Regions from separate parts of the Homo sapiens genome. Here regions 2, 3, 4, 5, 6 and 7 are each linked to region 1. The links are chromatin contacts, found by Hi-C in ENCODE. All regions are on one chromosome and are shown on one strand. Each heading gives the region's core, a stretch centred on a gene start or an enhancer-like site at or near the end of the contact. The rest is flanking DNA. Distances are from core to core; before and after follow the strand shown.

Evidence for each region. A loop is a pair of places that touch in the nucleus more often than their neighbours do. Pooled maps may share reads with other maps.
Region 2: a loop to region 1 is called in a pooled map, with 17 times the contacts of the local background. The contact joins the promoter of ZNF529-AS1 here to the promoter of ZNF180 in region 1. A Hi-C loop is called at or near these places in 7 of 50 pooled maps.
Region 3: a pooled map shows a loop between it and region 1 (7-fold over the local background). The contact joins the promoter of ZNF461 here to the promoter of ZNF180 in region 1. A Hi-C loop is called at or near these places in 2 of 50 pooled maps.
Region 4: a loop to region 1 is called in a pooled map, with 8 times the contacts of the local background. The contact joins the promoter of ZNF567-DT here to the promoter of ZNF180 in region 1. A Hi-C loop is called at or near these places in 5 of 50 pooled maps.
Region 5: a pooled map shows a loop between it and region 1 (11-fold over the local background). The contact joins the promoter of ZNF432 here to the promoter of ZNF180 in region 1. A Hi-C loop is called at or near these places in 2 of 50 pooled maps.
Region 6: a loop to region 1 is called in a pooled map, with 30 times the contacts of the local background. The contact joins the enhancer-like site here to the promoter of ZNF180 in region 1. A Hi-C loop is called at or near these places in 6 of 50 pooled maps.
Region 7: a loop to region 1 is called in a pooled map, with 23 times the contacts of the local background. The contact joins the promoter of ZNF350 here to the promoter of ZNF180 in region 1. A Hi-C loop is called at or near these places in 4 of 50 pooled maps.

The regions. Positions count from the first base shown.
Region 1 is chr19:44,498,685-44,502,654 of GRCh38, forward strand. It overlaps ZNF180 (zinc finger protein 180), which reads right to left and starts at 1,838. Exons shown (of 5, transcript NM_001278509.3): 1 at 1,591-1,838. RefSeq lists enhancers at 1,108-1,606, 1,594-1,643, 1,607-2,107, 1,654-1,713, 1,724-1,933 and 2 more.
Region 2 is chr19:36,571,666-36,575,635 of GRCh38, forward strand. ZNF529-AS1 (ZNF529 antisense RNA 1) reads left to right here and starts at 1,684. Exons shown (of 5, transcript NR_173348.1): 1 at 1,684-1,890; 2 at 3,156-3,235. It overlaps ZNF529 (zinc finger protein 529), which reads right to left and starts at 1,627. Exons shown (of 5, transcript NM_020951.5): 1 at 1,475-1,627; 2 at 668-727. The coding sequence starts at 681. RefSeq lists an enhancer at 1,684-1,773.
Region 3 is chr19:36,664,533-36,668,502 of GRCh38, forward strand. ZNF461 (zinc finger protein 461) reads right to left here and starts at 2,305. Exons shown (of 6, transcript NM_153257.5): 1 at 2,158-2,305; 2 at 166-254. The coding sequence starts at 174. It also overlaps a transcript of ZNF567 not described here. RefSeq lists an enhancer at 2,482-2,611.
Region 4 is chr19:36,685,542-36,689,511 of GRCh38, forward strand. ZNF567-DT (ZNF567 divergent transcript) reads right to left here and starts at 1,908. Exons shown (of 4, transcript NR_110708.1): 1 at 1,727-1,908; 2 at 1,145-1,265; 3 at 296-474. ZNF567 (zinc finger protein 567) reads left to right here and starts at 2,071. Exons shown (of 6, transcript NM_001322917.1): 1 at 2,071-2,093; 2 at 3,856-3,956. RefSeq lists enhancers at 1,878-1,927, 2,488-3,127 and a silencer at 2,128-2,187.
Region 5 is chr19:52,046,718-52,050,687 of GRCh38, forward strand. ZNF432 (zinc finger protein 432) reads right to left here and starts at 2,121. Exons shown (of 5, transcript NM_014650.4): 1 at 1,978-2,121; 2 at 137-343. The coding sequence starts at 151. RefSeq lists an enhancer at 1,904-2,493.
Region 6 is chr19:36,971,450-36,975,419 of GRCh38, forward strand. It overlaps a transcript of ZNF568 not described here. Among named protein-coding and RNA genes, the nearest start is that of ZNF568, 57 kb to the left of the region's middle. Within about 2 kb of position 1,987, at least 32 of the 41 ENCODE cell types and tissues checked have a DNase peak (open chromatin) inside an H3K27ac peak, as active enhancers do.
Region 7 is chr19:51,985,027-51,988,996 of GRCh38, forward strand. ZNF350 (zinc finger protein 350) reads right to left here and starts at 1,814. Exons shown (of 5, transcript NM_021632.4): 1 at 1,744-1,814. RefSeq lists enhancers at 1,279-2,154, 1,741-1,980.

The DNA of each region.
Region 1 (3,970 bases), core at 588-3,087:
TCCCGCCCCTCTGCAGCTGCTCCCCCCCACACACCTGGGCATCCTCAGGCAGAATCAGGGTCCTAGGACTGCCCATGCCTCCCCAATCTGCCCAAATGCCAGCACACGTGCAGAGTGTTGCTGGAGCAGCCCCGTGCCTCCTAAGACCAGATCCAAACTGGAGCCCCCAGGCCTCTATTCCACAGCCACTGCACACGGGCCACCCACCTAGACTCCCTCCTACTGATACAGCCACAGAGCAGGTTCGTGCTCACAATCTGCATCCAGGACCTGGCTCCTCTGCCCGTCTGGGGGCACACCATGCTCCTGAGTCAACAATCTACATCCCTCACCCTGTGTCTCAACCTGCCTGGGACATCTCAGGTACCCACAGCCTCTGTGTAGGTTCTGGGGTCAACTGCCCCACTATTTGCCCGCAGCCAGGACACTACAACAACTAAACAGTAGCTTGAGCATACAGCTCCATAATCAGCCCCAGGACTTGGGCACTCGCCAGCGTGGGGGTTCTCGAGCCTACGATACAGCAGCTCAATGGGAACTGGGCCCTTTGTCCTTCTCTTGCCCAATCATGACGGCCTGGGTGTTGTGCAGTCAGCTCTTCCCGGGACCAAATCTGCAGCACAGGCTCTGTCCCTCTACTAACCTGCACATTCTCACGCCTGCAAATAGCGTACCCAAGTAAAGGTCTCAGCAACACCTGCTTCATAACGATGCTGGCAACATACTGCTTCCTCCCCAGCTACCAATTTGATGGCAGCTGTTGCAGCTCTGTCCTTCCTGGACTTAAATTCTGTATCTCCAACCCGGAGTCTCTGCCCATCTTGAATGCTCTAGAGCTCTGCACTATCCTACATAGGTCCCTACTATCAGTTCAAGTTTCTGTTTTCCATTCAGACACCCCCAGGACGTGCAGGGGGCCCTCTGCCCAGAACCTGTTTCTAGGCCCTGATACCCTCCTTCAGCCTGGGAGTTTGCTGCCCATGGGTAATTCCCACCAAGGGTTCACTAGCAACACTGCCTCTTCTGGCACAAGAATCTGCAACTCCAATCTGGTCTCTCCACCAACCACAGCGCCCCCAGACCTTGGAGAAGCGCGTTGTCTGCTCTAGGGGCCCAGAGCCACCTGCTCGGAATCTTACCTACAACCTTTTGCTTCCTACCCAAATACCTGATCAAGAGTAAAGGGACAGTGGCACAGCCCCTCCTCTCCAGAAACCACAATCTGCAATGGAGCACTCCATCAACCCGGACATCCTCAGGCCTCCACTAAATAAGCCCGGCATTGGAGGAGGGGAGTTCTCAAGATGTCCCCTTACATCAATGCATGTGCCCTGTGTTCCAGCAACCTGGGCATCCTCAGGCCCCAGACAAGAGCACCACCTGACCAAGCACCCGCGCATGCACGCAGAGGACAGTCGCGGAATATACAGCTGTATCAGTAACTCCATCAACCCCGGTGACCCGAGGCTAAAGCGCCACCCGCACAGATACCAGGTCTCCCCGCTACACTCACCACCGCTTCCAGCTTCCCGCGTAGACCCTGCGCATGCGCGCATCGGACACCAAGCGCTGCCCCACGCCCCTACCAACCTGGGCGTCCGCTGGCCCGCAGCCCAGGCTGGGCCTGTCACCGCCTCAGTGCCTAGCACGGCTCTGCGGCAGGACGAACTCGGGTTAGGCAACCCCCTGCCCCGATTCTGCAACACGGCCGACTCGGGTTAAGCTAGTTCGGTCCCCTCTCCTAGTCAGCATCCGCAAGGCCGCTGGGGGTTAAGTCTGAAGGGCCGAGCTGCTCGGCGACAGCAAGCGTCCGCGCGCGGGACAATGGCTGCTCTTGTGGCCGAACCCGGAAGTGCACTTGGGCTCGGAGAGCCAGAACTACAATTCCCAGAAGCCTCCGCGGCGCGGACGGTCAGTAGGCGGGGTTCCGGCTTCTCCAAGGAAGTGGGGCGGGGGACCGGGCCAGAAGCTAAGAGGGCGTCCTCGTCCGGGGCCCGGGGGGGCGCCACACCTGTGCATGTGCAGGTCTAGGGGGAGCACTAAGACCAGCCGCGGCGCCGGGAGGCCGAGGCCAGTGCAGCGACGCATGGGGAGTCGCTCTGGCGTGACGTCAGAATCCAATAGAAATGGCGGGGACCCTTTCTGGGTGCCCCCTGCCTGTCAGACGCTGCGCGCGACCCCTTGTCTCCTCTAGTCCTAGGGGAAACCTGTGAGACAGTTGCGACATCCCCATTTTACAGTGGAGGGAGCGTCTACCGAACCCTTCAGGAATCTATGTTTTTACATTTAATAATACTAAAATATAATCATTTTATTTTTAAATTTTGAGTTCTTTCTCTGCCTATAAGGCCTGAAGGATCTGTTCCCCCCACCTCTCCCCTTTTCTCTGTTTTTGTTTTGTTTTGTTTTGTTGTTTTGAGACGGAATTTCGCTCTTGTCGCCCAGGCTGGAGGGCAATAGCGCGATCTCGGCTCACTGCAACCTCCACCTCCCGGATTCAAGCGATTCTCCTGCCTCAGCCTCCTGAATAGCTGGGATTACAGGCGCCAGCCACCACGCCCGGCTAATTTTTGTATTTTTAGTAGAGACGGGGTTTCACCACGTTGGCCAGGTTAGTCTCCAACTCCTGACCTCAGGTGATCCGCCCTCGGCCTCCCAAAGTGCTGGGATTACAGGCGTAGTCCCCTTTTCTCTTTGCCCTCATTTCTTGCCCATTTGCTTGGCACATTTTCCCCATTCTCCAACAGATCCAGCAGACTCCAGCCCCTGGTCGTTTGCAGGTGCTCTTTGCACTCCCTAGCAGCCTCTCCTGAGGGATTCATTTGGCTCTCACCGTCTGGTAATTAGGGGAATATCATCTTCTCATGAGGCATTGCCCCACCACCCGTTGTGAACTTGCAAGCAAACGCTTCCCTCCCCACATGCTCTGTGCCTCCCCCTTCATCTTTTATTTTTTTCTCTAAAGAACTTTTCACTATCTAGCACACTATATATTTTAATTATTTATTTGGTCTACTGTCCGACCTACCACTACGATGTCAATTCCATAAGGAAAAGCATTTTATCGATGTTGATCACTGCTGCATCCCCAACACCTAAAAAAAAAAAAAAGAGAGAGACCTGGCACATAATAGATGCTCAATAAATATTCGTTGGCTAAATAAAGGTTCCTGTCTCTGTATTAAACACTTTAATATTTCATTACCAAGCCCAATCAGCCTATGAGGTAGTTGTGTTAATTTTCATCCTACCAGGGAGGTAGCTGAAAATTGGAGCCCTGCTGTATGAAAATACATAATTTTTTAGTTTTTAAAATGCTTGTCAAAGCACTCCTGTAGTTTTCTTCACGTAAATTCTGACCTTTAAAAACAATGAATTATTACTATTTGAAATGTAATCTCTATCCCCAAAGCTTCTTATTATTGGTTATTGTGGTTGATCTTTTAAAAAATACTTATTTTGTATCTGGTTAACCTACTGCAATGTTATTAATTCTTACAATACTCCAGTTGACTCTCTTGGCTTTTCTATTGAGACAGTTATCTACAATTTCATCTTTTCCTTACCAGTATTTTAAATTAGACATTCTCTTTCATGTTGGATTATATTGGCTACCATTTCCAAAAAAGTATTACTAAAAGAGGCATTCTTGTTTGTGTTCTTTTAATGGACATATCTCTGAAGTTTGAGGGTTAAATGTGACATCGGTTTCTACATTGAAGTAAGTAGCTTATTTTTTTAACCTTTTATTTTGTAAATTTCAAAACAAAAGTAGGGACTCAATTAATGACTCCCCAAGACCTATGTCATCCAACTTAAATATTTTCACTCAGTCTTGTTTCATCTGTATTTCCACCTATGTTGTGCATTTGAGACCAAGATGTTGAACTCTAGAGTCCATGCTCTTAACTTTTACATTATGTTGCCGCTTGTCTACACATCAGTATCTTTCCTCTACGTGCAAGCAATA
Region 2 (3,970 bases), core at 434-2,933, 7.9 Mb before region 1:
ACTCTGTCTCAAAAAAAAAAAAAAAAGTGTCTAATGGAAATTTTTAAATTACCTAAGTGGCTTTATATTATATTTGCATTAGACTGTGCTGCTTTAGACTCAGACACCACTGTATCAGGCTGCCTCTCACAATCTACACCAATGTCACACTGCCAAATCTCAAAGAAGATTTGGTTGTCACCACTTAAATCCCCTCATGAATGTTCTGGAAAAACTCCCTGCCCTTGTTGACATAGCCTCTCTGCATAAAACTCCTATCATATTCCCACTCCTAAATGTCTCCAAAGCCAACTTTGTCACTTACTGATTAATACCTACCATCTCCTATCTTGCTTTGTTTGCAAATCAAGTCTGTAAATAAGATCAAAGGTATCTAGTGTGCCATTCTACTTAATCACTCGTCTCCTCCTTAACAAATTACATTCTAAAAAAAAGTTTTAACTTCTCCTCCAGGAGTTGTATTTCTATACCATAAAAATCCTTTGGAAAAAAAGAAGCACATGGGAGAATTGAATGATTTACCTAATGCATATGTGAATATTCAATGAAAGGGAAATGGGCATTTGGAAAGGCAATGGAGGACAAGGGGACCCATCTCTACGGTCCTGTTGTTAATTGGGAAGAGAAAACCAAGGGACCAGGTAAATGAACAAAAAAAAAAACTAACCTTGAGTTGGCCATTAGTACCAATGCTGTCTTCCACTTCAGGGGGCCTTCACTTGCAGAACTACATAACCAAGAGGGAGAAAGGACTCATGACATCCTGGACTGGTTAAATAAGAACACAGTGTTCACCACCAGAAAAGCCCATCACACACAACAAACACACCCAGATCGAAGAGGGAAACTAGAATACTGTCGACTCCTCCCCACATCCGAGAAAAAGGTACGACCAATGCCTAGCAGTTTCTAGGGAACACAGCTCAGGAAATACTGTAGTTCTTTAATGTATAAATGGCCTCCAAACTCATGCAAGGGGAGTTATCCCAGGAATGAATACTACACCTATGCCCTCCCCTTCACGTCTTCCCAGGAAACTTCATTTATCTATCTTATCTATCTATCTATCTATCTATCTATTATCTATCATTTATCTATCTTCTATATATCATCTATGTAATCTATCTATATGCGTGTGTGTGTGTGTATAAGACCTCACGAAGAGATTCCATCACAGACATCACAGAGTCGGAAAAATGACGCTTTACCCAAAACAAACTCCTACAGGCTCACGGAAAAAAACGAACAAACAAACAAACAAAAAAAAACAAAAAAACACTTCTACCCCGTTCACACTTATAGTTGGTCACAACAGTGCTGTCACACGATCACGTCACCGTAGACCAGGGTCACACGATAGACCCCGCCCCTACTCACCGTCCTGAGTCCGATCAAACAGCACCCACGGCACACACTAGGGTCTCCGTCTCTCACACACACACACCACAATGACGTCGTAAACAATAGCACTAACCACCATCGTCCGCAGCTCCCGCGTACAGAGGCCTCAGGCTCCCGGCTCCACGTGGACCGACCTCGCCCGGCAGCGCGGGGCCACCTCACCGCGAGCTCCTCCCGCAGCCCGGCCCGGGTCACCTCGACTCGCCAGGCTTAACTCAATAACCACAACACCGGAAAAGGAAGCAAAGGTCGAAGTTCATCCGCGGCCCTGAGGCCTGTGGGAAACGTAGTCCAACAACGAAAGAGCCCTGAAGCTCAAGCGGAGCCCGCTGGCCGCAGGGGCCGCACCACGCCCCAGACCCTGGAGTTTCCGGGTGCGCAGACCCTTGCCATCAGCAGAGGCTGCCGCTGCGCGTCCCCTAGGCGCGGAAGAGGCGGCTGGTGGTCCCTGACGGCAAGGTGAAGTCGAGGCAGTAATCGGGAACCCAGGTTGGGAGGACAGAATGGGGAACAGGAAGCTGGGGCGAGGGTGGTCTTGGGGGAGGTGGGGGGCCGCGGAATTCTAGGTGGCCCCTGCCTCACCTCTGGAAAGAACCGGAAGCCCGGGCCGGGGAGGGTGAAGGGAGTCGCGGACCCGGCTGCTCAGCCGAGGAGGAAACCCGGACCCCAGGCTGAGGGAGGCCGAAGAAGGAACTGGAGGGCCGGGCTGGGAAGGCCTGAAGCGGGTACAGCCTTTAGGCTGGGGAGGGTCGAGGGGAGAACTCGGAGCCTGAGTCGGGCGAGGTTTTGCTCCACTCTGGCTTCTAAGTGTGGGGGCCTCAGGATGTGACCCGTGGTCGTAAACCTGAGGGTGACTTGGAGTTTTTGTCCGTTTTGCACCATGAGAAAGGCCCCAGATGGAATCTGGCAGGTAGCGGCGGTTCAGTGTGTGTGTGTCTGCCTTAGGGCGTGTTTTACACTGTTGACGAAAAGACTCAGACTCTAAAGTATTTGAAGAGACTTATTCTGAGCTAAATATGAGTGACCAATGGCCGGTGGCCCAGCCCTCAGGAGATCTTGAGAACCTGTGCCCAGGGTGGACGGGATATATGTGGTTTTATACCTTTTAGGGAAACATGAGACACCAATCAAATACATGTAAAATGTACATTGATTCCCTCCGGAAAGGCGGGACAGCTGGAAGGTGGCTGGCCTTCCAGGTCATAGGTAGATTCAAAGATTATTTGATTGGCAATGGGTTGAAAGAGTTATTGACGTAAGACTTAGGAATGTCTCCAGGTAGCACGCTTCACAGAGAATAGATTGTAAATGTTTCTTTTCAGACTTGGGGTCTTTTCTATCAGTAATTCCAAAATGGAGGAGGGTATAATGAAGCATGTCCGACCCGCCCACCCCCGCCTTTCCATCATGGCTTTACTAGTTTTTCAGGTTAGGAATGCCCTGGCCAAGAGGAGGGGTCCATTCAAGATGGTCTGGGTGTGCTTAGGATTTTATTTTTGGTTTACAACACCAGCACCACCGGAGTTTGCTGGTGTCCTTTCCAGTCAGTTTCAAAGCAGAGACAGCCATAGTTCTGATTTGTGTCACTGTAACTGTCAGTTCCGGAATTCCATATTTCTCCTTTAGTTTACCCTAATGTGTGTGAGATTTCATGTGTAGTTCATTTTTCTTTTTCTGAACAGCACTCCATTGTGCAAATATACCACAATTTGTGTAGTCATTTTTCTGTTGTTGAACATTTGGCATATTTACAGGTTTTATACATTACGAATAAAGCTGGCACGTTTCCATTTCTCCTGGGCAAATATTTAGAAGAAAAGTTGCTGGGTAATTGGTAAGTTTACATTTAACTTTCCAAGAAGCTGATAAGCCTTTTAGAATGATTAGTTGTGATTTGTGTGTGTGAGATTGTGTAACTGGAGTAAGTAGTTTCTGAGTTTGCTTTGCTATGTTTGTATGGAATTATAAGATGGGCTCAACAGGGTTGTGAATGTCATGTAGGATCCATAGGATTGTGGCTTTGTGGAGTAGGTAAGATCACAGGAAACTGAATGTGTCTGTGCTAATTGTTATTTATCATGGTTTTGTGTGTACATTCCATGATAACTGAAAATGGATCACTATGTAAGTGATGTTAATGACTGAAGAACTCTGTGTGTCTGGTGTATTTCATTTTGCTTGCAGAATTATGACAGTTTCTAATAACTAAAATATCACAAGCATTGGAAACTAGGAGGTAAAATTATAATTTCTAGATGACAGGGTTGCATTACCTGGAAACATCATACAAACTAAATCCAATATGTTGAAATGAGGACTCCATATGTAGCACAGAAGTAAAATACTTTCATCCCTACCACTTTGAATAGTTATATAGATTTGAGGTCCCCTCCCACCCATCCCCCCGCCTCCTGCTTGCCCCTGGATGAAGTTGAGGGTGATTTAATGCCCTCCTAAATCACTTTAAGCCAAGTAAAAGTACTTGAAATACTAAAAATCACAAAGTCAGCTTTGTAGTAATTAAAATAGTCATTTTCTAATTAAAATATTTACTGTAAAAATCAAATTT
Region 3 (3,970 bases), core at 1,055-3,554, 7.8 Mb before region 1:
AGCCAAGTTCGCACCACTGCACTCTAACCTTCCCACCTGGGAGACAGCGAGGCTATGTCTCAAAAAAAAAAAAAGCAAATAGTCACATGCCCTATACAAAAAAAACAAAAACAAACAAACAAAAAATCAAGTATTGTAATTAGGAGCAAGAAAAAACCAACTTACATGGGCCATGTCTTATTTTAGAATTGAATGTATTATTTAATCCTCTTCTTCGTTCCCTCTGGAAGAAACTCAATCCAAAGAAGGTGTTGCTGGGAGAGAGGGGAGTTAAAAAAAAGACAGGAGATTATTGCCTCTAAGCTCCCAAAATGTTAATTCAGAATGACATTTTTCTTCCCCCTTCATATCTCCTATTCCCAGACCTGATACATACATACATAAATTATTAGTGGGAATTTGGACAAATCCTAGCTTTACTCAAAACCATGAGGAAACTCAGCTACAGCAGGATAGACTCAAGAAAAGCAAGGATCATGCCCTTCAGCAGAAGGGATAGTTAGGCCAGCCCATTGTCCCAATACTATGATGAAATCGAAGCCAGGATCAGGGTGCTGAGAACTGCACTGGGTAGATTTTCACTGAATTAAGAGGAAAAAGAAAAGGTAATGAACATTATGAGAAAAGATTAGGGAAACAGAAAACAGACCCAAAAGACCCAGTGTATGTGTAACAGAAATTTCAAAAATAGAGGCTGAAACAACACAGATGGAAGAGAAAAAATAAATAGAACAAAAATTTGCAGACCAAAATAAATTCTTGAGTCTTTAGTTTGAAGTACAGTGCTGTAAGAATTAAAGAAGAATCATACCTGGAAACATCCTGAAAAATATTCTTAAGTTTGTCTTTGAATACAGACAAAAGGACATAAATATCTTTTAGTAAGAAGTTGCAGAGGCCGGGCGCGGTGGCTCACGCCTGTAATCCCAACACTTTGGGAGGCAGATGCGGGCGGATCACGAGGTCAGGGGCTCAAGACCAGCCTGGCCAACATGGTGAAATCCCGTCTCTACTAAAAATACAAAAATTAGCTGGGTGTGGTGGCGGATGCCTGTAATCCCAGCTACTCGTGAGGCTGAGGCAGGAGAACTGCTTAAAACCCGAAGGCGGAGGTTGCAGTGAGCCGAGATCGCGCCACCGCACTCCAGCCACGGTGAAAGAGAGAAACTTCGTCTCAAAAAAAAAAAAAAAAAAAGGAAGTTGCAGAACAATGTGTATTGTGGCCAAATCTCAGAAAAAAAAAATCAAACACATAGGTACATAAGCATACTACATATGTGGTGTTTTTCTGAGGCTGTAATGATAAATGCGGGGTAGCAATGTGATTTTCGCTTGTGTTGTGTGTGTAAATCTACAGCTAACTCCTCAAGTAGTCAGGAAAGGATGAGAGATGGATGAATGACAGATCTCTGGAGTGGGGCGTCCTGAGCCTTAGATGTGTGCACAGGAGCGGGGTGAGGTGAATGTGCGTGTGTCTGTGTGTGAGAGACCAGAGTTGACTGAGAGGAGTGGAAGCTCTCTGCCTGATCGTGTGAGCCTGAGGATAACGTGAATGTTTTTTTGTTTTTTTTTTTTTGAGACAGTTTCGTTTCACTCTTGTTGCCCAGGTTGGAGTGCAATGGCGCGATCTCGGCTCACAGCAACCTCCGCCTCCCGGGTTCAAGCGATTCTCCTGCCTCAGCCTCCCAAGGAGCTGGAATTACAGACATGCACCACCATACCCGGCTAATTTTGTATTTTTAGTAGAGGTGGGGTTTCTCCACGTTGGCCAGGCTGGTATCGAACTCCCGACATCAGGGCATCCACCCGCTTCGGGCTCCCAAAATGCTGGGATTACAGGGGTGAGCCACCGCTCCCGGCCTGTAAATGTGCTTTTTCTTTCACGTAAATAAATGAGATTTACACAAATAGCCATTCACAATCATGGTCACAGTCACCTACAAACCCCATTTACACAAATGATCAGGCACACAATCACACTGTCACTAAAGCACACCCACGCACCAGGTCGCTGTCCCAACAGTAACACACAGCCCAAAGAGAAACCCTACTTCCTCACGCATTCAAAACACACCCACCTAAGGGCTGATCCCGCACTCAGAGGCCTAAAACTATAGACATTCCCTTCCGCGGCACTGGTGAGCCAGGATTTCTTACCTTCAGCATTCTCAGGGAAGGCTCTGGTCCAAGCTCTGATTCGGATTCCAAGCGAAGCCACACGCCCAGCTCTTCCTTCTCCACCGGCCCGGGACATCCTTACCTGCCTCTACCCGGAGACCATTCCTGCGAGGCTCCTACCGGAAGTAGCTGTGGACAGCAGTGTCCTCTGGGAAATGCAGTCCGAGGGGAGAGCGCCTGGGGTGGAGCGGGTGTGTTCCGCCGGGCTCCGGGATGCACTTGCGCAGTTTCACCCGAGGCTGGAGTGACGCCAACCTGTTAATGTTCGTTTTCGGATTCTGGACTTCGGGTTCCGCTGAGGACGGATTTCGGAATAGGCACAGTGGCTGCCCCGAACCCCTCAAGGCGGCCTCCGCGGGCTGTGGCTGAAGATAATTTTCGGCGGGCGCGGACTAACCCGGCTTCCCTTTGTGGAGTTGTGGTGAGAAAGGTGTTTTGTTGTGCGCGTGTCCGAAGGTGACTCCGGAGGAGAAGGTGGATATGAACTGACGGTGAGGGTGTAGCGCGTGAGATTTGTATGTGAAACGATTTAAAAAAAAATTTTTTTTTTGGCCGGGCGCGGTGGCTCACGCCAAGGCGGGCGGATCACCGAGACCAGCCTGACCAACATGGAGAAACCCCGTCTCTACTAAAAATACAAAATTAGCCGGGCGTGATGGCGCATGCCTGTAATCCCAGCTACTCGGGAGGCTGAGGCAGGAGAATCGCTTGAACCCGGGAGGCAGAGGTTGCGGTGAGCCGAGGTCGCGCCATTGCACTCCAGCCTGGGCGACAGAGCAACTCCTTCTCAAACAAACAAACAAAACTGTATGTCATATATTTGACTCCATTTATTTATTTATTTAGAGACAGAGTCTTCTTGCCCTGTTGCCCGGGCAAGAAAAAACAAACAACAACAACAACAAAAAACTGTACGTCATATATTTCACTCAACTTTTTTTTTTTCTTTTTTTTTTTTTGAGACGGAGTCTCGCTGTCGCCCAGGCTGGAGTGCAGTGGCGCAATCTCGGCTCACTGCAAGCTCCGCCTCCCGGGTTCACGCCATTCTCCTGCCTCAGCCTCCCGAGTAGCTGGGACTACAGGCGCCCGCCACCTCGCCCGGCTAATTTTTTGTATTTTTAGTAGAGACGGGGTTTCATCGTGTTAGCCAGGATGGTCTCGATCTCCTGACCTCGTGATTCGCCCGCCTCGGCCTCCCAAAGTGCTGGATTACAGGCGTGAGCCACCGCGCCCGGCCTCTTTTTGAGACAGGGTCTTCATGCCCTGTTGCCCAGGCTGACTGCGGTGGCGCGATCCTAGCTCACTGCAGTCTCCACCTCCTCAGCTCCTCCCGCATCCACCTCCCAAAGTGCTGGGATAGCAGGCGTGAGCCACCGGGTCAGGCCAAAACGATTTATTTTATTTTTATTTTTTTGGTAAAGACAGGGTCTCGCTATGTTGCCCAGGCTGGTGGTCTCGAACTCCTGGGCTCAAGCGATCCTCCCGTCTCAGTGGCCAAAGTATTGGATGACAGGTGTGAGCCACCGCGCTGGGTGGTGAAACGGTTTTGAGGCTTTTTGAGAATGGCTGTTCTATATGCCCGCGTGGGGCTCATGCGGCGAGCGCCGCCACTCCCGCAGTGGCCCCTGTGGGGGTGATACGTGATGTGGCTTAAATGTGAGAGGCCACCTGGACCCGTGTGATTGCCACGTTTGCAGGAGCGCAGCCACGTGCACAGGGATCTTGTGACATTCTGTGTGAGGCTTTTTGCGCTGGGTCCACCCATGATTAGAGGACTAGTGTGACTGTGGCG
Region 4 (3,970 bases), core at 658-3,157, 7.8 Mb before region 1:
GAAGTTAGTAGTTAAATAAGTTACCACATATCCATGTAATATAATACTAAGATAGACAAATGCAAAGTTGTAGAAAATAGTTAAGGAATATTTTCAAGATACTGTATCAGAGAAATCACTTTACAAAACAGGTTGAACAATACAATTATATCAATATGGTCATTTAAAAAGTCTAGAAAGTTAAACACCTGTTTCAGTTATTTATTGCTATATAACCACCTCAAAAGTTTATGGCTTAAAACAAAAAACAATTAGCTTATTATTTGGGGGGCTTGGCAATTTGGGCTTGGCTTGCCTGAGTGGTTCTTCTGCTGATCATATTCATGTGACAGCTGTCAGCTGTTGGCCTGGTGGAGGCTGGATGGTTCAAGATGGTCTCCCTGAAATTTCTGGCCGTTGTTGCTCACTGGACCTCTCTCTCCAAGTGATCTTTAATGCGCAAGCAAGTTGCTCTTAGCCTTCAGTCATGGTGGTCTCAGGGCAGGAAAAGGGGAAGAGAAAAAGCTGCAAGACTTCCTGAAGCTTTGTCTCAGAAGTCTCACAATATCACTTCCACCACATTCTATTGGTCAAAGCACCTCACAAGGCCCTGCCTAATAGTAACCTAACCACTGACTAGCATTTCAGGAGGAGAAAAAATACTCCCTTGCTGAAAAACAAAATCAAAGAGAACAAAAATAGAAAATACAACAAAACTTCCTTGACCTTGGTTTTCAGATATGCTCAGCAATGGTTCCCTTTCCTCAGGGCTCTTAGAGAACCTCAAGGCAAGGGAGAAGGGGTAAGGAATCATGAGACATCAGACCTTTCTTGGAACCCAGATTGGCTAAATTGGAAAAAATTATTGCCACCACACGAGCTCTCATCATCTACCATAAACATACTCAGATGGAAGTAAAAGGGAGATGGGAGTACTGCTAACCCTTCTTAGTATTCAAGGGAAAGGCCAGGGTCACTGATATCCAGGACTGGGGACTTTCTCAAAATTCACGTTAAGTCTCCTGCGGAGACAGCTCTGGGAATGATGTGGATCACATGGAACCTGACCTCTGAGAGTTCCCAAGGGAGAGCCTCTGAGGAAGGAATCCTACTCCTAGGTTCTCCCCACGACGTCTTCCCAGAACTCTGCTTAAGGGACACTTACAACTCGAAAAGCCTCGTTCCGAAAACAGGTCTGTCCTTTTTCTGTTTGCAGATTTTATTCCACCACTCGATTATCCCTTCCCTTTTTGATGGCCATTTCACTGCAGCTGGGGTCTATACAGCTATAAAGCGGGAGAAAAAAGGAAGCTGGGAACTCAGAGATGCAGAGCCCAAGAAACAATCGAGTCTAAAACTGCCGCTTAGGTGGGCACTCCGCCAGGATCCCCTGTGTCAAACACCAGGCTGAGAACTGGGGACAGGTGTGCCCTGAGAAGACAACGCGGGCCATGCTTCATTGCAAGATGACTCTGCTTAACATAGGCATGGATCATAGTCCTCACAGGCACATTGGGGAGATCTTCGACAGACCCCTCAGTCCCAACATTAAACACAGCACTGCAGAAATGAAGCTTTACCCGTTACACACACAACACCACAGACCTAAAAGGCTCTTCCATCACACGGCCACAGCAGCACTGTCATGATGGAAGGTCTCAAACCCTACAGTGTCACACACCCGACAGCCGACCACGGCCACCCAAAGGTCCCGCATCCGAGCAGGGACAGGAACACAATCACGCACCTGTCGCAGCCTCCTCGCCGCGCACACCGCCGCCTTGTCCTGGCATCAAACACACACGCACAGGTGCATACACAGGCCCGAGCTACGGCCCTGCACACCCTGTCTGCGTCCCGGGAGCTCGGGGCTTCCTCACCGTGAGCGCCGCCCTCATCCCAGCCACGCACTATGAGAATTTGGAAGGGGAACCAGAGATCAAAGTTCGAAAACCGCCCGGGCGCCTGTGGGAAATGTAGTCCAAGGCCGGAAACGCCCGGATGTGGAGAAGGCGCGCGTAGCCGGTGGACAGCAGGAACGCGCCGCGGAGACACCTGGGAGGCATCGTCCGCGTGGGAGTGCGCATGCGCAGACGCCCGGCCGGCAACCGAAGGTGAGGCTGGTGGGTCCCGCGGGCGCGGAGAAGGCGGGTGACGGTGTGACCCGTAAGGAAGGCTGAGGAGGGAGGCGGGAGCCTGGGCTGGGGAAAGCAAGAAGGGAAGAGGAGCAACCTGGGACGAGGAGTTGGCTGGAGGAAAGTGCGAGTCCGGGCCTCAGAGAAGGCTGGGAGGGAAGCAGGAACCAGAGCGCGGGCCCGGGAGCACCTGAAGAAGGGAACCGGTTGCCCGAGGCGGGGGGTGAGCTCCCCAGTGGCAGGAATTTCGTCTGATTTTCGTCCCCTGGCTCCTGGAGCACGGCCTGGCACACAACAGGCGCTCCGTGTGTGTGTGTGTGGCTTTTCGTACCTGTCCTGTGTGTTGTGGTAGGGGAATGTGTTATTCTGTGTGACGTTGTGGAACCGGTTGTTTATGAAAGTGATAGGGTCCCTGCGTGTCTTAAGTTTTAATTTAAATTAGATGCGAGTCGATTTGTGTTTGAGCCTGTGTCCGACTCTGGAGAGGCGACAGTGAGGGCATTGTGAGTGAAAGGTTGTTACTTTTTGTAGAAGTTCTGTGAAATTGTGCACGACGTGGGGGCCTATGGGATTATGACTATGTAGTGGGTGATACAGCTATGAATATGCCTAATTTTAAAAGTATTTGGTGTACACGACCTATGATGACTGTGAATGTGGCACACTGTGTGACTTAGGTGGAGTGCTTGAGAAACCGAGTGTTGACTAAAGTATGCATTGTTTAGATTGATTTATGAGTATTGGGCATTTTATATATGCCTGTAGAATTTGACTCTGGTAATTAGACAAGTAAAATAAGTAGTGATTTTTTTTTTTTAATGGAGAGGAAGAGGCAAAATAATTTTCAGAGGGTAAGATTGGGCCCATGCGGGCCGGGCGCGGTGGCTCACGCCTGTAATCCCAGCACTTTGGAAGGCTGAGGCGGGCCGATCACGACGTCAGGAGATCGAGAACATCCTGGTTAACATGGTGAAACCCCGTCTCTACTAAAAATACAAAAAATTAACCGGGCGTGGTGGCGGGCGCCTGTAGTCCCAGCTACTTGGGAGGCTGAGTCAGGAGAATGGCGTGAACCCGGGAGGCGGAGCTTGCAGTGAGCCGAGATCGTGCCACTGCAATCCAGCCTGGGTGGCAGAGCAAGACTCCGTCTCAAAAAAAAAAAAAAGATTGGGCCCATGCGCGGTGGCTCACGCCTGCAATCCCAGCACTTTGGGAGGCTGGGGCGGACAGATCACCTGAGGTCAGGAGTTTGACCAGCATGGTGAAACCCCGTCTCTACTAAAAAATATAAAAATTAGCTGGGCATGATGGCGCATGCCTGTAGCCCCAGCTACTCGGGAGCTGAGGCAGGGGAATCGCTTGAACTCGGAGGTGGAAGTTGCAGTGAGCCAAGATCGCGCCACTGCACTCCAGCCTGGGCGACAGAACGAGACTCCGTCCCTTCCCTTCCAAAAAAGATCATTTATTGGGAAACCTGGTATTGACTGATGACTGATATGCTTAAATGAATAGAATACCACTGGGACCACACAGAAAAAAACTTTATCTCATAACTGCCACTCTCAAAATTCCTATTTGAGAGTGTGTGTGTGTGTGTGTGTGTGTGTGTGTGTGTGTGTATTTATTTTTTTTTTTGCTGGATGAATTTCTTCTGCTGGAAGCCTGAAATGTGAAAGGATACATGATTAGTTTCTTCTCTAATTCCCCAACCTTTATTTTGTCTCCTCTTTACTCCCTATAGGCAGTCTTTAGCTCTCATGGATTGGGAGCTGGGAAAGGAATGAGAAGACAGAAGTCAGAGACAAGAAGAGGCTAACATGACTGATACCACTATAATTTAGTGTAAGTCATCTCTT
Region 5 (3,970 bases), core at 871-3,370, 7.5 Mb after region 1:
ATTCCTGATCTTACTTTGCCATGATGTTGGAGTTAGATTTAAAGTTTATTTCTCTCTAGATTCTGAAATGATTTCTTACGGGTCTCTACAAATCCACTATGGAATAAAGGAGAGAATAAAATAGAGAAAAAGTCACCTGGGCATTGATCATTTTCTTCTGTTGTGGGAAATGGCCAGCACCTGGGATACTCTGTCTTTGTCTCCTCTGGATCTGCCTTAAATTTCTATTTAGAAACTTCAGTCACCAGTGAAGGGTGTCCACAGAAATCATATCTAGGTCCTGGAATCTTCCTCTTTCTTCATTTACTTCTTGTCTCTTCCCAGGGTAGCCAGGACCTGTGGACTGAAGAGCAAAACAACTTTCAGGGGTACATTCACCTTAACACGTGGCCCTGAATATTTGTCTCTTTATTTGGTTCTCTCAAACCAAGGAAACACAAGACCCTCAATGTAGGCCAAATGCCTTTCTTCGGTGAAGTGTGGAAGTAACATGAAGATGAAAGGGGAGGTCACAAAGGAGAATCCACATAGCATCATGCCTAAGCAGTAGGTAATTCTCATATCAGTTTTTTAAATCAGGCCATATGGATGGTGAGAAACTACATTTTTTCCTTTATACAATGTTACTCTCACACCTCTTTAAAAGTCTTTATATATATTTAAAAGTGTTTATATACGGCCAGGCATGATGGCTTACACCTGTAATCCCAGCACTTTGGGAGGCCGAGATGGGCAGATCACCTGAGGTCAGGAGTTCGAGACCAGCCTTGTCAACATGGTGAAACACTGTCTCTACTAAAAATAGAAAAAATTAGCCAGGCATGGTGGCAGGCACCTGTAATCCCAGCTACTCGGAGACTGAGGCAGGAGAATGGCTTGAACGCAGGAGGCGAAGTTTGCAGTGAGCCCAGCCATTGCACTCAAGCCTGGGCGACAAAAGCAAGACTCCATCTCAAAAAAAAAAAAAAAATGTTTATATACACACTTCAATATGAAGAACAAGAAACACATAGAAAAAAAGAGGGAGACAGAGAAAAGGAATACGAGTTATAAATACAAATTTAGAAAACAATTCAAAAATATAAATACTGGGAAAATAGCCGCCTTTATATACTAACATACAAAACCTGAAACACCCATAAAAATATGCAGTACATTTGCAAGAGGAAGGATAAAAATAGGCTCTTGTTAATTTGTGCGCAGTAATTTAAAAACATAATGTTAAATAGAAAGCCTATTCATCCGCCCCCCTTCACCCCCAAAAAACTTTCATTTTCTGCAGGTTCAAGAGCATGGGTTGTTGTGGAAAGCCAGAGGATTAGAAAACTCATTGTGGAGGAGGTACTCGGACCTGAAACTTTTAGGAAATGTTAACGTTCATCAAGTCTGTTCCAGCCAAAGTTTGAGCTCAACACACACACACACACACACACACACACACACACACACACACACACACACACACAAAACCAGCCAGGGCTCTTGTGAAAAGACTTCGGCTTTCACTTGTCTCTAGACAAAAGACCACCACCCCGCCAGATAAAATAGGAAAACCTGGAATAGACACACACGTACACTGGATTCCCTTAATGATTCATCAATCACTAAGCCTCAGATTAATCCAGAATGTGAAACAGAAGTCACATTCGTTGACAAAAGCCACCCCATCGATTCTCAATCACTGAGCCCCACTGGGGAGTGACCCGCGAGGACCACAATCCCTGACCTCAGTACTCTTGGTCGTTGATCTATTCAGGCCTTTAATCACTGACCACCAGAGCCTCCATGAGGGACCCCAAAGATATCCTATCACAGACACCCACCAGGGACTCCTACCAGCTCCCCTCCAAAAGGAAACACCCGCCCCCGCCTCCCCCAACCCCCGCGCTACCTCCACCATATAGCGCCACCAACAACGCAGACGCCCTCAGAAAGCTCCCTCCCACCACGTTTCCACGCCCTGACCCACACACTGACCTGACTCTCCTTGGAATCGCCGCGACCTCTTAAAAGCTGAACTTACTTCCCTAAACTTCTTCCACTTCTGGGCCCCTCGCCCAACTCCCTCCCCCTCTAAACCTCCAGAGACGGTCAGCCGCGTTTCCATGGAGAGCGGAATGCGGCCTTCCGGCTTTTCCTCAGGAGGAGACGCGTCCGCGCCGGCGTCGCCTCGCCGCTCTGGGGGCGGCCATCTTTGAGTACGTGACGTACAGAAGGCACAGCGGCCGGGAGACGCGGTGGACGGAGGCCTCTTAAACTGTCCGATTTCCAGACACCTCAGCCCTGGCAGAAAATGGAGAGCTTATCAGAGGCTTGAGTTCACACAGGCAGACACGGCGTGGGGGTAAAGTCCTCTGAACAGACACGGAACAGAAATAAGTTAGTCTTCTCCTCGCAGGGGACAGTGAACGGCGCAAACTTCTCAAAGGCCAGAACCCATTATTACCACAAAGGCGCGGCATCCCTTCTTAGCGGTTATGATGGCTGTGACGTCTCAGCTCAATGGAAAATTAAAGTCACCTCTGGGCACCTCAGTCACTATTGTAAATGCGAAGCGTTTTAGAAGCCGTATAAAAACTGAAGCAAGAGAGACTAGAACAAAAAATAAGCGAGCGGTGCGTTGCAGGTAACGGAGCCAGAGCCCTTAGGGGAGAGCATCATGGGGGCGGCCATCTTAGGGGACGTTCGGTGTCCGTACGGCAGAACATATTCTCTCTGAGAAGCTTGCGGTGGAACTGGCCCATGGAAATGTCTTTAGAAGAGAAGAACCACCTGGCTCTGTTCTTGACTCTGGAAAAGAATCCTTTTCTAGAATTATTTAGGTTGTTGCCAGATTAATTTCCTTTAGAGAGTTTCCTTGCCCCCACGACTTCCTATCTTTAAAGCCAACAATAGTATGTGAAATCCCTTTCATATTTGAAACCACTGACTATTGCTGCTGCATCTCTCCGGTTTCTCCTATTCTTAAGTGCTTGGGCAATCCAGAATAATCTCCCAATGCTAAAGTCAGCTGATTAATAAACTTAATTACAATGCAGAGTCCTTTTTGCCATGTAACATAACCATGGGAATTACTCTGGGGTTGTAGATCTGGCTATGATATGATGACACTAATGAATATTTTGCAATAAAAACATACTATTTTAAAATATATATATACATATATCTTTATATATGTATATTTCTACAGAATTATTACAAGTTATGTCTTATGATGGTTTCTTATAAGAAGCAAGGAGGAAAAGGTCCTTAACATTTTCAATTGTGTTTTTTTTAATAATAAAGCATGCATTCTAATTTACAAAAACCACAATAAAGGTACTTTCATCATGTCAGTCTTGAGGCTGAACAACACTTAACATTCTTTTTCCTTTTACCTGTCTGCCTTCTCCCTTCCCCTACACTCTCTATACCCCACCCTCCAGGCTCTCTGTTCCATCATCTTATGCGTATGGCCCCTTTCCCCTGTGCCCTCTTATTACTTCCATCTATCACGCAGACACACACTGTCACTCCCCTAAACACTCTAGTGTTAAACAATTGCTGCTGATTGTTTTTTGACAAGTGCCCTATGGGTAGGAGTGTTCACATAAATAAAGTCAAGCCAAATAGAGAAATACTATGAGAATAGACCTATTCAGCAGGCTGCAAAGCAGGCTTAGTAGTGAACATTCTGTGGGGATGGAGGCTTTTGGGTGTTTCAGAGCCATTTCTGCCATTTTCAGAGCCATTTCTACCTCCTCAAGTGCAGATATTCTGCTAGGGTGCAGATATTCACTGTTACTGTTGTTAAAAGGTGGTTGCTTTTCAAGGCTACCTTGAAGCTGAGGATATGGGGATAGGATTAGGGCAAGCTAAATACCACAAGCTCACTGTGGCCGGCATTGTAGACTTAATTGGCCATTCTAGAAGAGGAACTAACTGGCTTCTAGCCAGGGCCTAAAAACTAGATCTAGATAGCCAAAAAGAT
Region 6 (3,970 bases), core at 737-3,236, 7.5 Mb before region 1:
AAGAAAGAAACGATAATGGCCAAAAATATAAGGGACTACTTTTTAACTGAAAAGAAAAAAAGTCACAATTACACATCCTAGAAGTTAACTGCTGTTAACAATTAACTTTAAAGATATTATTGCCCAAGTGCCTATGTTTCTGCTATTTATAACTTTGTTTTTTTTCTTTTTGAGACGCAGTCTCGCTCTATCGCCAGGCTGGAATGCACCTCCTTAGTAGCTGGGACTACAGGTGCACACCACCACGCCAGGCTAATTTTTGTATTTTTAGGAGAGACGAGGTTTCACCATGTTGGCCAGGATGGTCTCGATCTCCTGACCTTGTGATCTGCCTGCCTCGGCCTCCCAAAGTGCTAGGATTACAGGCGCGAGCCACTGCGCCTGACCTATTTATAACTTTTTTTTTTTTTTGAGATGAAGTCTCACTGTCACCAGGCTGGAGTGCAGTGGTACAGTCTCGGCTCACTGCAACCTCCGCCTCCCAGATTCAAGGTATTCTCTTAGCCTCCTGAGTAGCTGGGACTACAGGTGCGCGCCACCACACCCAGGTAAATTTTGTATTTTTAGTAGAGACAGGGTTTCACCATGTTGGCCAGGATGGTCTTGATCTCTTGACCTCGTGATCCGCCCGCCTTGGCCTCCCAAAGTGCTGGGATTACAGGTGTGAGCCACCGTGCCCAGCCTATAACATTTTTAAATACAGTATTTATTTTAAAAAATTGGTTTATTTTAGTAGCACTTTTAGTAACACAAAAGTGCTTTTATTTTAGTAGCACTTTTAGTAACACAAAAGTGCTACTAAAATTGGTTTATTTTAGTGGCACTTTTCCAGGTCCTAAAGTATTTCTCGAACATACTTCTGTCATTAAATATCCTTCTGCAACTTAATCCTCAAATAATGACGTTGCAGCCCACTATATTGGTTTTCCGTTATTTCCGCTGCAGACCCAACTATCCCTCATCCTTCTCCAGTCCCTTCGGCATCCTGAGCCTGTGACTGCGCCCCTTCAGTCTCTCCTAGGCCACATCCCCAAACCTCTAGGACAGGTCGTTTCCCAGACACCCTCCAGGCCAGCCTGTGGCCCGGCCCGAGCAGAAATTAGTGACTTAAATGTTGAGATGCCAGAAGACCTGGACTGGGGCATGAATTCCCAGCCCAAACTTAGCCACCCGGCTTTATCGGGATTGTGGCCCAGGTCAGTGAAGCCCCAGGTCCGGGCCGACTCCTAATTCGTGGCGTGGCCGGGAGTCGCCCTCTCCTGATCCACCCCAGAGCGCGGCTCCCTGTGGAGGGTACCCTGGGTGGTCCGCTCCCTGGCTTTTTACAGCACTTGTGAGAGGCCTTTGGGCACACACACAAACCCCACTCCCTGACCCTCCGTTTGGGGCGAGGGCGGCTGCAGCCGGGTTAACTTCGCGGACTCTGGAAGCCCTGGCGGCGGGCCCGGCCGCCCCTTCCCGGGTTTGCGGCTACATTTTTCTGAAGCCTCCACGGCCCCACAGCCTTTTTCTAGCCGTCAGCGGCCAACTATTGCTGCCTGGGCCTGTGTGTTTGCCCAGTTCCTGGGAGGGTGCTCGGGTGCAGCTGGGCAGTCTGGCCTCGGCTTCACTGGAGGCGGGGAACTGGACATGACTGTGAGCGCCAGTGACCGTGGTGCGGTCCAGGCCCCGGGTGGCGCACCCACCTCTGGACTACATTTCCCAGGGGGCCCCGCGGCCAACCTTTTCCGGCCGAAGAAGGCTAGTCACCTTTCCTTGGCGGGTGTTGGAAAGCAAAGGGCTGGAACGTCCCGGGCTGCGGAGCTCGCTGGGTTGGGATGGACTCGTTCAGACCTGAGTGCTAGGACGCCGAAGGGGGCGGTGAGGCGTCCCGGCGAGGAGCTGGGGTCGTCTGGAGTTTAAAAGACAGGTGGCTCTCGGAGATGTGCGGGCTGCATGCCCACGCTTCACCGCTAGGGGAGGTCAGGGCTGTGCGATGGGGAAGGAAGAGAGTGTCGGGGCGGTGCAGTCGGGATGGGAGAAGGGTGTCAGGGCCACTGGCCCCCAGCTCGGCAGAGGGCAGTGTCGGGCCGCGCGCAGGCAGGGAGTGGGTGTGGTGTGAGGCTGGCGCTGGAGCGGTCTGGGAATGTTAGGAGGTCTAGGGTATCGCGGCCCTGCGTCCTCTTGTCTGGACTAAAAGTCCGGGCAGTTCTCCCCGGACCTGGATTGTGGGCCCAGCGACAGGTGCTTGGCGATCTGTGCCCGCTGTGCCTGCGGGGCTGTGGTGGGAGTCCTGTCTGCACGGTATTCTGTGTGGCTGTGCATGTAAGTGTGAGCGTGTGCCGGGTCATCGACCCCATCTTTGGGAGGCCTGGGAGGGGGCGGGACACCCTCGCTGTACATTCTGGGGATACGCTGGGCGGGGTCTGCCCTGTGGATGGGTCCTGGCCGTCTACGCAAACCCCAACTGAGACTAGTCAGTAGGTAGTGAATCTCTGTGAATGGCCTTCCCTCCATCGGGTCTATCTCTGGTGTGTGTTGAGGGTGGAAATGGTTCTAGAGTTTGGGGCTGGGAAGTCCCTGCTATATCCACTTCTCTGTTCTTTCACCCAGTAGCCACCAGGGATCTAGACCCATAAAGGTGCCCCCAGCCTAAAGGACAGCAGTTTGAGACCCTGACAGGTGGGTCCATTTAAGCTGTGTCTTGGCGCCACAGACTTTTGGGCTCAGTGTAAGACGCTAGGCCTGAAAGTTTCCCAAGTTAGGCTGTTATGGAGGAAGAGGGCTACGGTCTGGGGGGCTCTCCCAGGACTTCTCTCTGGGCTCCTAAGGTCACCTGCATTTCTTTGTGAGGATGACAGAGAGCGGTGGCGTTGCAGCTTCTTTGGTCTCCCTTTCAGTGCCTGGGGTGGGGCAGGAGTTTGGCCTCCCAAGGGGTTCAGGGAGGGATTCAGGATGGCTTCTTAACGTTTTTCCACATCTTTCTTTAAGAACCCAGAAGAGGAGAGAACTGCTGTGCGTCTGAAGTGATGGCGGAGGTAAGTTGCATTTGACATTTTCTTGGAAAGGACTTACTGGTTTTCAGGACAGTGTCCTATTTCAGAAATTTATCTAAAATATTTACATTCATGATTTGGACAAAGGGGAAGAGGGGAGGAAACTGCATTTATGTAGCATTTTCCTAAAGCAGCCTAGGGCTGTCTATTTTGCAAACATTGTCTCATCTGATCTAGAATTTCCACTTCCCTGGATTTTATTCATGCTCACAACAGTGTTGACAGAGAACATGCCTCAGTGATTTGGCAGGGAAATTGAACAACAGAATTAGCTTTTTCAGTCTCACTGATTTCTGCATTGTCCCCTCCATGATCATATGCAATAGCCTTTTTGCTTACCAATTTTTTTTTTTTTTTTTTGAGACAGAGTCTCGTTCTGTTGCCCAGGCTGGAGTGCAGTGGTGTGATCTCAGCTCACTGCAACCTCCGCCTCCTCGGTTCTAGTGATTCTTCTGCCTCAGCCTCCTGAGTAGCCGAGATTACAGGCACACACCACCACGCCCAGCTAATTTTTGTATTTTTAGTAGAGACGGGGTTTTGCCATCTTGCCCAGGCTGATCTCGAACTCCTTAACTCAGGCAATCCACCTGCCTCGGCCTCCCAAAGTGCTGGGATTACAGGCGAGAGCCATCTTGCACGGCCCGCTTATCAATTTCTTTCTTTCTTTCTTTTTTTTTTTTTTGAGACCGAGTTTCCTCTGTTGCCCAGGCTGGAGTGCAATGGCACAATCTCGGCTCACTGCAACCTCCGCCTCCCAGGTTCAAGCGATTCTACTGCCTCAGCCTCCTGAGTAGCCGGGATTACAGGCACGTGCCACCACGCCCGGCTAATTTTTTGTATTTTTAGTAGAGATGGGGTTTCACTGTGTTGGCCAGGATGGTCTCGATCTCCTGACCTCGTGATCCGCCCGCCTAGGCCTCCCAATGGAGCCTTGC
Region 7 (3,970 bases), core at 564-3,063, 7.5 Mb after region 1:
TTCGGTGTGAGAATGGAAAAAGACTCACAGAACACCACTGGTGTGCTGACCATATTCTATTTCTTGACCTGGGCAATGACTGCTTATACATATATTGCCTCCATGATAATTAAATTGTACATTTAAAATATATAAATGTAGAAAAATTAACAAAGTAAAGGAAGAGATCAACCATACCAAACAGTTTACCTCCAGGAAAGGTGTTAACTCCAGACAACACAACGGGTGAATTTTACAGGTGGGTAATAAAACAAGAACGTCCACTAACACCCTATTTTCCTACTTTATACTGGAAAGTTGAGCCAATGCATTAAGATAAGAATGAATTATAAGCATTACAAAGTAAGACAGAAAATTAATGTTATTTTCAGGCGATATCATCACGAACATGGAAAAAGAGATTCAAGAAATTACATATTTAAAAAAGAAAATGCTCCCTCAGAAACTCCCAGGCAGATTTTCACATACATAGTTGGCTAGAATTGCACCATACGCCTAAGCTCATTTCCATGTCAAACCTATCACTAGCAATGGCAATTGGAACCAGCAAGATTGGCTAAGACCAACAAGGCCTTACTAAGAAACTGGGATTTGGGTCGCCTTGCCACAGGGATGAATACTTCACGAAATGGAGATTCTGTTAAGAAAGTGTGAATATAAGGCGGGCAAGCAACACTCACTATATATTAAGAAGTGAAGGCCGGGCGCGGTGGCTCACGCCTGTAATCCCAGCACTTTGGAAAGCCAAGGTGGGCGGATCACCTGAGGTCAGGAGTTCGAGACCAACCTGCCCAACGTGGTAAAACCCTGTCTCTACTAAAAATACAAAAACTAGCCGGGCGTGGTGGCGTGGGCCTGTAGTCCCAGCTACTCAGGAGGCTGAGGCAGGAGAATCGCTTGAACCCGGGAGGCGGAGATTGCAGTGAGCCGAGATCGCGCCATTGCACTCCAGTCTGGGAGACAAAAGTGAAACTCCGTCTCAAAAAATAAAAAAAATAAATAAAAAATAAAAGAAGTGAATGCAGAGGTTGGCAACATTTTCGATTTTGCCGGCCACGAGGTCTCTGTCACAACAACTCAACCGCTGCCTTTGCAGCCATAGACAATATATAATCGGAGGGTATGACTGAACTTGACCCCCCGATCTGTAAATAGCCACCCCAAGGATCAGAAGAGTAGATATATGGTTTCGAACTAATGCTGGGGGCTGTGTCGCCTTTTGCCCCAGTAACCGAGGTTCGAACCTCAACCCAGGACCCAGGGCTCCAAAGTCTCGAAAGCTTCAGCCCTCACAAGCCTTTGTACCACAGACACTGGCCCCATGCCTCTTACTCATCCGAACCACGGACCAGACACTCTACAGCGATGGACATCCTCCCAGACTCCAACATCACTGAGTTCCAAATTAAATCCTGAACCCGAAGCAGACGCCGCATCGATCCTAATCGCCACCTCCATCCTTTACAAGCAGAGTGATCCATACCTTGACAGTTAGGACACGGCCGTTGATCACTACAGACCCTTAGTCACTGTACTCACACCAAAGGCACGCGGACCACAGACAGGGGGATCACAGACTCCCACCAGGTACCTCCCAAATGCCTATACCCCGGCGCTCCCCAGTCTTCCTGCCAAAAACTATGTGGTCCAGGGTACACCACGTCCTCAGATCTCCCAAACCTTCCACTGAGACAAAACCTGAACTAGGACAAAAAACTTTCAGGGACAAAACCACACACTGACCTCTATTTTCTCCAGATACACAAGAAGGGCCTCAACGTTACACTTCCGTAAACTGCTCCTACTTCTGGAGTCCTCGCACGGGTTTATGGTCCACCTACGGCGGCCGAGGAGAACCTAAAATGTTTAAAAGAGCAAGGACAAGCGCATTTACGGCATTTCCTACTCTGTAAAATGGCCGCGCCCATAGCCGTGGCTCCTGACGGCAGCCATGTTTGAAAATTGGACGCACAGAAGGCAGTGGCAGGTTTTTGAGCCAGGAGCCAGGGAAGAAGAGAAGTCACTGAAATCGCCTCGTTTCCTGGCACTTAAAGTCTTGCGAAAGGGGGCAGATTTTCAGAGACTCAGGCTTTATCAGGCAAATATGGGGCAAGCTAAATTGCCTTTAGCGCTTTTCCATCCACTTTGTTAAATTTAAAAAAAAAGGTTTTGAAAAAGACAAGTAACAGTGCAGCCAGGTGTAGGTATCCCAGAGAATGAATTGGAAATGGAAAAGGTAACAGATCAGGTAGAAAGGGAAAAGGCAACACATCAGGTAGGCAGACACCCACGGGAAAGCGTCTGGCGAAAATTAGCTTGCAGGAAGCGGTTTTTAAGAACAGAAAAATAGCAGGTATTCGGGGGGGCGGGTGGTGAAGAAAGAAAAAAATTATAATTTTTTTTGAGACGGAGTCTTGCTCTGTCGCCAGGCTGGAGTGCAGTGGCGAGATCTGGGCTCACTGCAACCTCTGCCTCCCTGGTTCAAGCGATTCTCCTGCCTTAGCCTCCCAAGTAGCTGGGACTACAGGCACGCGCCACCACGCCCAGCTAATTTTTGTATTTTTAGTAGAGACTGGCTTTCACCATGTTGGCCAAGATGATCTCGACCTCCTGACCTCGTGATCTGCCTGTCTCGGCCTCCCAAAGTGCTGGGATTACAGGTGTGAGCCACCGCGCCTGGCCTCGAAAAAATGATTATTATTTACAAAAAAGAAGAAGAAGAAGGAGGAAGAGGAGGAGGAGAAGGAAGAGAAAAGAGGAGAAAAGAAGAGAAAAGAGGAGAGGAGAGGAGAGAAAAGAGATTTTGAGAATGAATTACGATGTGAGCCTGGCCACGACAGACTAAAGGAATTGGGCCTCCTAGAAAGGCCACTTTTAGTAAAGGTGCCAATGGGAAGAGCAGAGCCAGAATTGAGAGTATAAAAATATTGTTAAGAGTTTTTGACAAAAGTGCCAAGACAATTCAATAAGAATAGTCTTTTCAACAAGCGGCACTGGGATAATTGGATATCCACATCCAGAAAAATGAGTTAGGACCCTCAAACCATACACAAAAGTTAACTCAAAATAGATCATAGATCTAAGTTTAAGAGAAAGTATAAAACTTAGAGAAGGAAAAGGGAGATAATCCTCATGGACGTGAGTTAATTCTGAGAGGAGAGTAAAGGATGACCCACAAAACAAAATAAAATTAATAAAGTGGACTTGATTTTTTTTTAAGTTTGTGCTTCTAAACACAACATTTAAGAAAGTGAAGTGGGGCACGGTGGCTCACACCTGTAATCCCAGCACTTTGGGAGGCCGAGGCAGGCGGATCATCTGAGGTCAGGAGTTCCAGACCAGCCTGGCCAACAAAGCGAAACCAGTCTCTACTAAAAATACAAAAATTACCCGGACGCGGTGGCGCGCGCCTGTAATCCCAGCTACTCGGGAGCCTGAGGCAGGAGAATCGCTTGAATCCGGGAGGCGGAGGTTGCAGTAAGCCGAGATCGCGCCACTGCACCCCAGCCTGGGCGACAGAGCAAGACTCCTCGGTAAAGACACCACTTCGTCACCCTGAATTACTCTGATTTTTATGGGTACAATGAGAATAGTGGACCTAGGAAGAAAAAGTTTTTAAATAGAAACCTTCAGGACAGATTTGGACTTGAAAGACTGACAGGAAGTGTTTCCAGCATCCAGTTAGTCTCAAAGCAACCACTAACCTTCAACTGCACACCTGAAAGCCTCCAGCCTCATTACATTCTCAAACACAGACAAGCCCCGTCTTCCTCTAAATAAAATTGCCTTCAAATTCAATTTAAAACTTACCACAGAGGCACTCCTTTGACACTCCTCCCCCTAGACCTTTCATTCACGCCACTCCTCTTCCTAGCTCGGGCTTCTCTGTATCTGAGCCCCATATTAAATTGCAAATCTGAGCAAAAAACAGCATTCACTGAGACACACTTTCCCCAGTTTTCTATTACTG